2 separate regions of the Homo sapiens genome follow, and region 2 is linked to region 1. Evidence: chromatin contacts called from ENCODE Hi-C or POLR2A ChIA-PET data. All regions are on one chromosome and are shown on one strand. The core of a region is the stretch at or near the end of the contact, and the rest is flanking DNA. Distances in the headings are between cores, read along the strand shown. Region 1 has its middle 44 kb from the start of CHST2. Region 2 overlaps SLC9A9 (solute carrier family 9 member A9).

What was found. Hi-C counts contacts between places; a loop is a spot of excess contacts on that map. ChIA-PET counts read pairs that join two places held with the same protein, here RNA polymerase II (POLR2A). Pooled maps may share reads with other maps.
Region 2: a pooled map shows a loop between it and region 1 (2.6-fold over the local background). The contact joins two enhancer-like sites. A Hi-C loop is called at or near these places in 5 of 50 pooled maps. POLR2A ChIA-PET finds 5 or more read pairs at or near these places in 2 of 52 experiments (PC-9 and activated B cell).

What each region holds. Positions count from the first base shown.
Region 1 is chr3:143,161,177-143,167,263 of GRCh38, forward strand. No RefSeq gene overlaps it. Among named protein-coding and RNA genes, the nearest start is that of CHST2, 44 kb to the left of the region's middle. Within about 2 kb of position 3,860, at least 4 of the 41 ENCODE cell types and tissues checked have a DNase peak (open chromatin) inside an H3K27ac peak, as active enhancers do.
Region 2 is chr3:143,824,140-143,830,128 of GRCh38, forward strand. The region is part of intron 2 of SLC9A9 (solute carrier family 9 member A9); the gene reads right to left. Among named protein-coding and RNA genes, the nearest start is that of SLC9A9, 21 kb to the right of the region's middle. Within about 2 kb of position 2,237, at least 5 of the 41 ENCODE cell types and tissues checked have a DNase peak (open chromatin) inside an H3K27ac peak, as active enhancers do.

The DNA of each region.
Region 1 (6,087 bases), core at 2,610-5,109:
GTATATGTATATATATATATATATATTTTTTTTTTTGGAGACAGAGTTTCGCTCTTGTCACCCAGGCTGGAGTGCAGTGGCGTGATATTGGCTCACTGCAACCTCTACCTCTTGGATTCAAATGATTCTCCTGCCTCAGCTTCTCAAGTAGCTGGGATTACAGGTGCCCACCACCACCCCCAGCTAATTTTTGTATTTTTAGTAGAGATGGGGTTTCATCATATTGATCAGGCTGATCTTGATCTCCTGACCTTGAGTGATCCACCTGCCTTGGCCTCCCAAAGTGTTGGGATTACAGGCGTGAGCCACTGCACCCAGCCATATATTGTTAAATATAGCAGAGACTCAAAGTACTTATGTACTTTGATTATACCATTTTAATTGTTAAAATTATTATTCTTATTGCTTAACCCATGTAGTTGGAATTGTCTAAGAAGGGCATGATGTGCATCTTCTAGGTAACAACCCCTTTTTGAAGGAGGAACCTGGAGTGTGGATGGCTTAAGGGACCAGTGCACAGCTCTGCAATGTGGAGTGGAGCCTTGAACTCATGCCTTCTGACTCTGATCCTGGTATTCTTTTTTTTTCTTCTCTTGCTGCCTTACTGTGGCTGAAGGGGATTTAACTATTATTTTCAAACATTCCTTTTACTTAACCATTCATTGTCCATTTCCTTACTTTCCAAGTTTTATATAGGGAAATTTTCCCACTAAAATGCTGCCAATTTTTCAAAATAAGTCCAGTGTTAGACTTCTGTCCTGAATGCCTCTAAATAGTAAACTGTCTATGAGCTTTAGGAAATGTTGTGTTGGTGAAAACCCATCTCTACTAAAAATACAAAATATTAGTCGGGCGTGGTGGCATGTGCCTGTAGTCCCAGCTACTCGGGAGGTTGAAGCCAGAGAATCGCTTGAACCTGGGAGGTGGAGGTTGCAGTGAGTAGAGATCGCGCCACTGCATTCCAGCCTGGAAGACAGAGCGAAACTCCATCTCAAAAAAAAAAAAAAAAAAAAAAAAAAAAGAAAAAGAAAAAAAAAGAAAGAAAAGGAAATGTGTTGTGGGGGAAAAGTCATTGTATTTGTCAAAATATAACTTTAGTTTTGCTTATGAACTATTTGGCAGTTTGAAAGCTTCTTGAAATTCATTCCCTTGGGTTTCAAAAATCCACCATTCTTCTGCTAATCTGTAGTATCACCTGGCTATCCAAATAGCTGGGGGCATAAACCCATCTGAACACTTGGGGACTGGGGCAATGAAGGGACTGTCCTCTTGTCTTTGGAAATCCTTTTCTGCATCTGTGCCTGAGAGAGCAGCAACTGTCTTCATTTCTGGGTGAACTGAGTCTGGATCTGGTGAGACTTAACCTAAAAGTTAAAGTACCTTGAACAGGGTAGGAGGGGCACAAGACTCACTGTTCAAATGAACATTCACTTTCCCATTCAGAAAAAGAATTTATTGAGCACCTACTGTGTACCCAGCACTGTGCTTGGTGATAGGGAAGACAGAAATTTAAAACCTGGCTTGGCTAACTTCAAAACAATATTGTTGAAAAGGGGAGAAAAAGTTTTGGGAGTTGACATAGGAATCAATTAGAAAATGATGCAAGTCGCTATAATGACCACCATCACCGTAGCTAAATGCAAAGTCCGAGTGGAACTGGAATTTAGAAAAATGAGACAGAGGAAGATGAGATATGTTAGGGAAGTCCTCCTGGGTCTTTGAAGGCTGAAGGCTATAGAGTATAATGTCTGAAAGGATGGCCTTGATATACAGTAAGACTTGAGTATGAATCACACGCCTCATTTTAGAAGTTGTGTGACATTTGTAAGTCACTTCATCTTTCTGAGCTTCAGTTTCTCAGTATCTAAAAGAGGGGAAAGACACTACAGGGTTGCTGTAAAGATTAAGTAGGAAAGCATGGATTGATGGAGGTGCCAAGTTAGTTCAATGGGAGAAAATATGGTCTTTTCAACAAATGGTGCTGTGTATTTTATTGTGTGTAAATTATTCCTAAATAAAAAAAGACAGCGTGGGAAAGTACACAGTACATGGTACCTCCTCATTAATAGTGGCTGTGGGTAATACAGGCATGAACAACAACACTAGGCATTTTAGTTTTGACCTCCTACCCCATTAAGCCAGTGGCTCTGTCAACCATCTCTTTTGCCTGTCAGGGTCCTATGGGACTCACACAGGACTCTGGCCAGATGCTGTGATGTTCTCATTCTCTTACCCCCAATGATGCACTTTGCCCAGACAGTCTTTCTGGATAATTGTTCAGGAATCAAATCTTTCTCTCTCATCTAGATATACATGCACATAATATGGATGTTCCTTCCTTCCTTCCTTCTCTCCCTCCCTTCTTCCTGTTTATCTATCATCTTTATCCTATCTCATTCCAAAGCCAGTTTAATGTGGCTTATAAAAATATGCCAGCCTTTAGACAAATTAGTATAGGAAACAAATATAAAACCAAAACTACAAAGAAAGAGACATCAGTTGGTCCTGAACCCTTGCTATAGGCAGGCAACGGATTTGGCTCTGAGCTTCCTTGCCATAGCAACAAAAAAAGGAAATGTGATTAGTTGCTAAACAGACCACAGAGCAGATTCGCTTTATCCCAAAGTAGCATCTTGAACTGGTATCTGTTATTCAGAGCTCCAGGTTTCCAGTTTGTTTGCCTGAGTGGTGGATTAGTGTAAGGAGAGAAGAAACTGGAGGTTTTTTTGTGTTTGGCTCAGTTTTCCTGGCAGGGACACACTAAGAGTTTCCTTCTGGAAGTGAATGGTGCTGGGGTTCTCCCTCCAGCAGAGACAGCATTATTTGTATTCTGAGCCTCTGTTGTCATCCGCTGTGTGGATTAGCTACCTCACTGCACAGTTCATCCTCATGCTGTTTTTCTGAGATCTCAGTTTTGATGTTGACACCTTTCCTTGAGTTATATTCTGGCGAGACAAGCTTGTCACTGAATGGCCGATCCCAGCAGAGGTCTTTTTCATTCTTCTTGGCTGTTTTTCTTTGATTATGGTAGACATACTTATTCCCTTCCCCTTCTCAGAGTTATTTTAGACTTTGAAACCTCCTCTTAGGGTTTTAACTGGCACTATCAAGCACATAGATGGAGGCACATTTTAGATAGAGAGTCCTTTCCTAGTGACCCTTTTAAGAGTGAGCTTCCTAAGTGTAGGCACTTGCTGGTCTTGCAATATATTATAGATCCATCTTCTGCTTGCCTTAAAGAGTCACTTCCCTTAAGAGTCTGCCATTTGGTAGCTGGAAATGAGATTTTCAGAGAGTTCAATGGAATTAAATCTTGACCTCCAAGAAAGGGCAGCTTGTAGTATTAAGGACACTGAGGATCAAGCCTGGGTTTTGGGGGAAATGGATTCCAGACTAACTTCTGGATGTTAGGCAGTAAGAGAACCTTTCTGGGCCTGCTTTCCTTATAGTGCAATGGAGGAAGTAATTTCAGAAGACTGATGTGAAGGCCAAACAAGATGTAAAACTTGACGGTGCTTTGAAAATCCCAGGGTTTTAAATTGTAAGTATGTAAGGGAGAAGACAAGAGAGAAATATTTTCTAAATTTGAGCACCAGCGTTGAATTTATAGTAAAAATGCAAAACATTTACTGGAGACCTATGCGAAGTAAGTGTGTGTGTGTGTGTGTGTGCGCGCGTGTGTGTGCGCGCGTGTGTGTGTGTGTGTGTGTGTGTGTGTGTGTGTGAAGATTTTTGGGGCCAGAATTTTTCCTTTAATCTTTCTTTCTCCAAATACTGAACTTCTTCCTGTTGACACTGATATCAGGGCATTTCAAAAATATCTCTTTTCTTGCCTCCGTTGAGTAATATGTTTCACATAATGAGAGTTTCATAACTCCTCCTGTTTTCGCTTTGCGTTGGCTACCAGCAAACTCAGAGCTATGTCTATTGCTAACTCTAAATAACCATAATACCCAAGATGCTTGAAACATTTCCTTTTTGCATCTTCTTTTTCCTGTCCTTCTGATTTTTTTGTTGTTGGTTTTGCATTTGAATGGCCTTATTGAATATATCTCTTGTTATAAGTTGTTGCAGATCTTTTTTGGAAATATAAATACTTTATATAAATTAAGTTGGAAGTGTAAATAATGTCAACACATAACAGCACATTATAAACACTGTCCTGTGGGCAAAATGAGTTCTGATTCAACATCGCTCTTCTTGTTTCAGTGGCTGAGAAAAGAGCTCTCTTGAATTCTAAGGCAGCTGTACCAATCAATGGCTCCCACTGAAGGAACTGGGTGCCAGGTGGGAGGCAGCAGGCACTTGAAAATTCTCTAGATTTGTAGAGAAGGACAAATTTGGGCCAGTTCCTTACTAGCAGCTCAGAATGGTCTCCTCAAGCAGATTTCCTTGTCTCCTTTTGTAAACATGTGTATAGTAAATGCTTGGCACTGAGACAAGTACTTCTAAAACTTCATAATGCATGTAAATCACCTGGGGATCTTGTTAAAATGCAGATTCTAATTCATTATTTCTGGGGCTTGAGAATCTGCATTTCTAACAAGTTCCCAGGTAATGCTGTTGCTGCTGGTCTGTGACCCATGCTTTGAGTAGCAAGGACCTAGAAGTCACTCAGCTCAATCTGTTGAATGGAAGAATCTGACTTGTTCATGAGTCATACTTCCCAGTTTCAGAAGTCGTCATATCAGTGGATCTGCCTTCTCTTAAAAATCTGAGATCACATGGACACAGGAAGGGGAACATCACACTCTGGGGACTGTTGTGGGGTGGGGGGAGGGGGGAGGGATAGCATTGGGAGATATACCTAATGCTAGATGACAAGTTAGTGGGTGCAGCGCACCAGCGTGGCACATGTATACATATGTAACTAACCTGCACAATGTGCACATGTACCCTAAAACTTAAAGTATAGTAATAAAAGAAAAAAAAATCTGAATTCTTCATAGTTCCTAATTTCTAACTATCTTCCAAGCATTTTCTGCTAAAAATTTATTATCTCTTCTACCTCGCAATGAGCTTCCTCCTTTCTTTCTTTTTCTCCGGATCCACACCATATTCTGAAATCCATTCCCAAAGAGGATATGCTGTGAGCTGTAGTATCATTAGATAGGAGTCCAATCTCCGTAGTCTTAGAGATCGACTGGCTTGTACTTTCTCATAGACCTGGGGGGGTCTCACAAGGCTTTGCACCTATTGGGTGCTTCCTAGATGTTTATTGACTGATTGATAGACCTGTGATTCTAAATGTTTTAGATACAGTCATGTACTGCAAAACAATATTTCTGTCAACGATGGACCATATATGTAACGGTTCTCATAAGATTATAATGGAGCTGAAAAATTCTATTGCCTAGTGATGTTGTGGCCATCCTAGGGCCACAGTGCAATGCATTACTCACATGTTTGCGGTGATGCTGGTGTAAACAAACCTACTGCACTACTAGTCCTATAAAAGTATAGTCTATACAATTATGTCCAGTACATAATGCCTGACAATGATAATCAACAACTATATTACTGGTTTCTGTATTTACTATTCTATACTTGTAATCATTGTTTTAGAGTGTAGTTTTACTTATAAAAGAAAAGTTAACTGTAAAACAGCCTCAGGCTGGTCCTTCATGAGGAATTCCAGAAGGCATTATTATCGCAGGAGATGACAGCTCCATGTGTGTTATTGCCCGTGAAGACCTTCCAGTGGGACAAGATGTGGAGGTGGAAGGCAGTGATATGGAAGATCCTGACCCTCTGTAGGCCTAGGATCATGGGTATGTTTGTCTTAGTTTTTAACAAAAAAGTTTAAAAAGTAAAAAAAATAAATAAATTTGAAGTAGAAAAAACCTATAGAATCAGGATATAAAGAAAGAAAACATCTTTGTACAGCTGTACAATGTGTTTGTGTTTTAAGCTAAGTGTTATTACAAAAGAGTAAAAAAGTTAAAAAAATGGAAAAGTTTATAAAACAAAAAATTTACAGTAAGCTAAGGTTAACTTGTTATTGAAGAAGGAAAAGTGTTTTTTATAAATTTCATGTAGCCCAAGTGTACAGTGTTTCTAAAGTCTACAGTAGTGTACAGCCGTGTC
Region 2 (5,989 bases), core at 987-3,486, 660 kb after region 1:
CCTGTGTTTCTAGATTTCCAATCCCTATTCCAAGATGATCTCTCTCTTCTTCTCTGCCCTTCTCTACTTTAAAAAATATTTTTTTCTAAAACTTTTTATATATACAAAATGATCTTAGAATATTCATGAATAAAATGGCAAAGAGCTGGCAGGAAAAAAAAACCAAAAAACCAAAAACAAAAAACTGCCTTCCAGAAAGCAGCAGGCACTTACTGTTACTTAGTTTTGTCCTCTGCTTTGAAATTCCCTTCTTCCAGATTTCTGCATGGCATAGTCCCCACTTCATTAGGACTCAGCTCCGATTCACCTCAGTGAGGCCTTCTCTGCAGGACATATCTAAAGACCCTTCACTCCGAACCTTCTAATTTTGCTAACTTCTCTTCATAGCACTTGCCTCCACTTGGCTCTGGATTACAAATGCTTGTGCTGAACTTCCTTTGTCTATCCCCCTCCAGGAAGTTAAACCCCATGAGCACAAGGACTTCGTTTTGTTCACTACCATACTTGCAGCACCTAAAACCAATGCCTGGCAAGTGGCAAGTGCTCAATAAATAAATATTTTTTGAATGACTGAAGGAATGAAGAAAATCTGTGTTGTTCAATGATGAAATCAAAACCAAATGGAATATTTAGAGTCTTTAAATACATTTCTGAGGTCATCTCACAGGCCAACTTTTTGCCAAAAATGTTGAATGAAAGTGGAAGAAAACAGCTAAAGCAAACAAATTTTTAGTTTCTTTAGTAACAGCAGATCTCTTAAATAAGGTTTAGGATGAAAGGAGCTGCATCCGCCCAAACAGCCTCATCCCATTTACTGCCAAACTTGACATTCTCTGGAACCATCTCACGTGGTAGGAGCCAAGAATTGTCATGATAGAGAAACACAAATCATGGAGCCCTATTCTCTGTTGAAAGGAAGAATAATTGATAGTATCCTACAAATGCTTCTCCACACCCCCAATGCTGATTTATCATCATGAAGCTTGCTTTCTCTCAGTGTGCCTAGAAAAGTTTCTTAAAAAATTTCTTTTCAGTCCTTTGTTTATCCTCCCCAAGAGTGTCCTAGTGTTAACTGTACATATTTATCTCATGGCCCAATGACTCTCTCTGCTCAAGCGATTCCTGTTACAGGAAGAGGTTTGCCCCTGGCCTTATTGAAGCTCAAGTAAAGGAAAAGACTAGAAATGCAAATGTAGTTTACAAATAAATATATGAGAATTAAAACTCTGAATGATGAAAAATCAAAATCACCATTAGGAAAAGTTGGATGGTGAGAAAAAAAAAAGGACTTTGATTTATTTATTTAAAGCTACAAAAAATTAATTATTTAATTCTTCAAAAACAAAATTACTTTTAAAAGTCTTATGGTTAGTTGTTTCTATAAGGGCTTCCTTAAAGTAGCTCTAAAATATGTAGTATTATCAACACAATTGAAACGAGCTCTGATGACCTATTTGCAGCTTGGCAATTCTCTTTATTGAAAGAATAGAAAGGACAGATTGCTCAGCAGTGTAACTCACTTCAAAGTAACTTCCTTTACCAAGCGATAGTGTCTACTTGTCACACAGGAAGTGAAGACTTGGCAAAATTTTCGCTGGGTAGTTTCCTTTGACTTTTTGCATTACAGTCAACTTATCTATGAGTGATAGGAAGTGTAAATTTAACTGTACTGACAACTTTTTGATAATCTACTGTATCTGCAAGACTTTTCCAGCCAAATGGCCCACTGACCCTTCCAACTGAGTATTATAAACACCTAACATGCTAAATCAATGATGAATAAATTAATGATGAAATAGATTGATTCATTCATTCATCAGTTTAAAACCACATTTGTGACCAGGCACTGTGGCTCACACCTATAATCCCAGCATTTTGGGAGGCTGAGGCAGGCAGATCACTGGAGGTCAGGAGTTTGAGACCAGCCTGGACAACATGGTGAAACTCCATCTCTACTAAGAATACGAAAAGTAGCTGGGCGTGGTGGCACATACCTGTAGTCCCAGCTACTTGGGAGGCTAGGGCATGAGAATTGCTTGAACCTAGGAGGCAGAGGTTGCAGTGAGCTGGAATCGTACCACTGTACTGCAGCCTGGGCGACAGAGCAAGACTCTGTCTTGAAAAAAAAAAAAAACCACCATATTTGTGATTTGTGATTTTCTCCTACAAATCAACTCCTTCTTCTAACTTTTAACTTCCACATTTTTGCCTCACCACCCTTCTGTGAACCCACATGACCAGGGTAGCAGAGGAAGCTGTTTTTCCTCTTCTTCTGACTAGTTGGGCCAAGCCCTTCACAGCCTTCCTTCCTCGTTTTTCTTGCATCTACCTCTTGGTTACCATCCAAGTCTAGGCTTCATCTGTCTCTTTGCTTTCACTCTCTACCCTGTACACAGCAGGCACACTATCCTTTTGCTTTTGTCAACATTACACTGTTCCTCTGACTACAAATAGAGAGGGCATTACTCAGCCTGGCATTCAGGGGCTTCCAAATCAAGGTCTGCCTTCATTTTCAGCTCTAGGTTTCACTGGTCTTCCACACTTCAACAAATTGGAAATGCTTTTTCTTTCCTGGAATATTGTCTACCCCTTTTCCCACATCCATATCATGCTTTTCCTTCTGCATGGAATTCCTCCCCTCTGTCCCCCCAACACCACACATACCCCTATCATCAGAGTCAATCAACTGCCCTTCTTAGAAATCTTTCCTATTACCCTTAATAAGAGACCATACTGTCCTGTTCTGGACGCCTGTGGTTCTTGTCCCACTTTTTTGATACGTGCCTTTAGTGTTACTCATTCATTTATTCATATGCTATGTTTTTCTCTGATTTACTACTAAACTCCTTGGGACCACATCTTGTTTCAGAATTGAAATTGATAGGACTCAGTTCATTTGTGTTGAAAGAATAAATGAATGAAAGTATGAAACAGAAAGTTATTTTATCATCTTCTCTTCAAAACAGGTTTTGAACTTCCTATTGACATAAAATGCAGAAATATTTGGTAGACATTTTGGTATTCCTAAATATTACATAACAAACTTATGTTTGCAAAGCTATCATGTAATAGGATGTAGGCCCTAAAGGGTTACAACCAGTTGCAGGTATCTTGTATACACAGAACAATTTGACAAATGGTGGTGGAAACATTGGCTGAACAGATACAGAGCAACATGGTCTTGTTTTATCCTCTTAGAAGGTTGTTTTGAGTTCATCGTCTGCTCATAACATATAGAAGAATACTGTTTTCACCAATCTTTAAGTGAAAATATTTTTTTTCTTTTCTACACTTTTATCTGTGTTGAGCATGAACAAAACAAGTTTGGCATATGGTGTTTCCTGAAATTTTTATATGTTTAAACATGGCATAAAATCACAGTACATTGCTGTTTATATAAATGCCAACAGCTCTCATATTTTCCAGTTTTATACCTTCTTATTGGAAGGAACTCACAGAGCCATCAAACCAGTTCTGTCTCTAAGCACGTCAATGCCTAACCATCCCAGAAATACACGTGCTCTTATAAAATCTTCTAAGAGGCCATTACATAGCACAAGAATTCATTCCAGCCTCTCCAAATCCTGAAGTCAGAAATTTCATCCAAGACACTAAACTATATTTTTCTAAGAGTAAAACCCATTTTCAAATCATGTAACTTTTAGAAACAAAGGCAAAATACTCCCTTTAAAATATATCACAAAGGAAAAGGACCCAGTGGGGCCACACTAATGGCTTCTGTGACTCTGCTGAGCCGGACTTCTTCCTCAACTCTGACCTCCCTGCACTCTTTCTAGCACTGGTCATCTCCTTCTGCCTGTCTAACTGTGAAACGCTCTAGGTCTTAGCCCCAGGTGCCCTGCCCTTCTCTGTCCATGTGGCCTCTCAGAGAGCCTGTCCAGTAGTGTGGGGTATAATAATTTACTCAGGTCTCAGAATTAAGTGCTATAGTCCAAGTTCTATCTCTTCTCTAACCAGTAGTGGGACCCTGAACTCACCATGTATTTTCTCTGGACATTAATGTATTATCCATATATGCACAGCTAAGATTAAAGAATGTCTCAGGTGTCTACAAACATTAAGCATCCAGGACACTACAATTCTACCAACTCCAAGAATGATAATTTCTAAATACTGTATGTTTCTCTAGCCATATGTGCTCTGCCAAGATCTCAGACTCATCAATTATTTATTCATTCATTCATTGTTTAGCAGCTATTAGGCATGGGGCACCAGGATAGGCTTTGGGGATACATTGGTCAGTAAAAAAGGTATGGTCCCTGCCTTTGTGAAGTTTACAGTCTAATGGACAATAAGCAATGTAAGAATGCTAATAAACAAAAAGCAAGCAAATACATGTATAATTTCAGATGATGTCAAGTACTATGAAATAAGAGAGAAAGAAACAAGCACATACCTACCCCAACACACACACACACACACAGAGAGAGAGAGAGAGAAGAGAAGGGAGGGAGGATACAGTGTGAGAAAATGGGTAAGCCCTCTCTGAAAAGATGGTACTTCAAGCCAAAACTCTAGTAATGTGAAGGAGGCTGATATTCAAAGGGTAGACGTGAGGCCATTTTAGGTGAAAGGAATGACAGGTACAGAGGTCCTGAAGAAAAAAGTTCTTGTTGTGTTGAGTGAACAAAATAAGGGGCTGGTAGATCTGCAGCAGTGGATGTGAAGTAAAGAAGAACAAACGCAGCATCTCTCTCCTCACCATTTCACCTGAACTCGAAGTAGGACTAAAATCCCTAACTCATTTGCCCATTAGCGTCACCTTGGTGATCTTCTAAAAATTCCAAAACCCTTGATACTCCCTAAATCAGTCAAATCACAAACCCAGAGGCAGAACACAGTCACACAGTCATCAGTATGTTTTGAAGCTTCCCAATGATTCCAAAGTGCAGAGAGTTTGGGAACCACTGACTTAAATTGATTTTAGTGCTTAATTTCTTGTTTTGCCCATCTATGAAATGATGAGGTTCAATTTAATGAGGTCGGGTCTCTTTCTTGCTCTAAATTAGGTGATACGTATATGCAGATCCAGGGCATTTGCACCCACCCCTTCCTCAAGTCTTCTTTCCTCCCCAAACTTTTACCCTACAAACTTCATATTCTTTTATCCGGGCTTAAAATCCTGGAAACTTAGACTCTTCTCTTCACACTGTTCCTACAAATCAGGCAGGCTCTGTTGATCCAAAGCATCCAGGTTTTTCATGAAGCCCTCTTCAATTCTTACCTGGATACTCACTTACTGCAGTCTCACCTTCCAGTCCACCCTGCCCTGATGGCCATTCTGAGTTCAATCCCTACTGCCTACCCAAAGCCCTTCTCAAGTGCCATCTCCCCAAGAAGCTTATGTAACCAGCTCAAGTACCTATGACAACTAGTCTGTAAAGTTTCACAGTCCTCATAATTCATATGATACAATTTAGGACTGAATTATATACAAGTATCCATTATACGTTGGTCTTATCTCCCCAAATGAGTGTTAAATAAATTAATAAAAGAAATACACATTTTATTAATTCCTGGCATATATTAAGCATTCAAACATTATCTAATAGTAGCAATGGTAGCGTTATTTTTGGAAGTAGTGGAAGTGGCAATGACATTGGCAGTGGTAGTGCAGTGGCAATAGTACTAGTAGTAGTAGTGGTGGTAGTAACAATGGTACAATGTGAAGGCCCCATGTTAGCCAGGCACTTTATACACATCATCTCATTTGAACATTAAAACAATCCTGCAGAATAGGTTTTAAGCTCCTCACTTCACAAATAAGAAAGTTAGGGATTAGGAAGCTTAAGAAACTCAAAGAAGGGGGATGGAAGATCTATCTAATCCTAACTTTGTTTAAACATTACTCAATGTTACCTCCTTATAAGCCTCCCAAAGGAGAATTCTCAGTAAGGAAGACAGGCTACAGGTTGTTCAGTTTTGCAGATTAACTAGTGTCCCCCAGGATTGCCACATAAGCAACAAA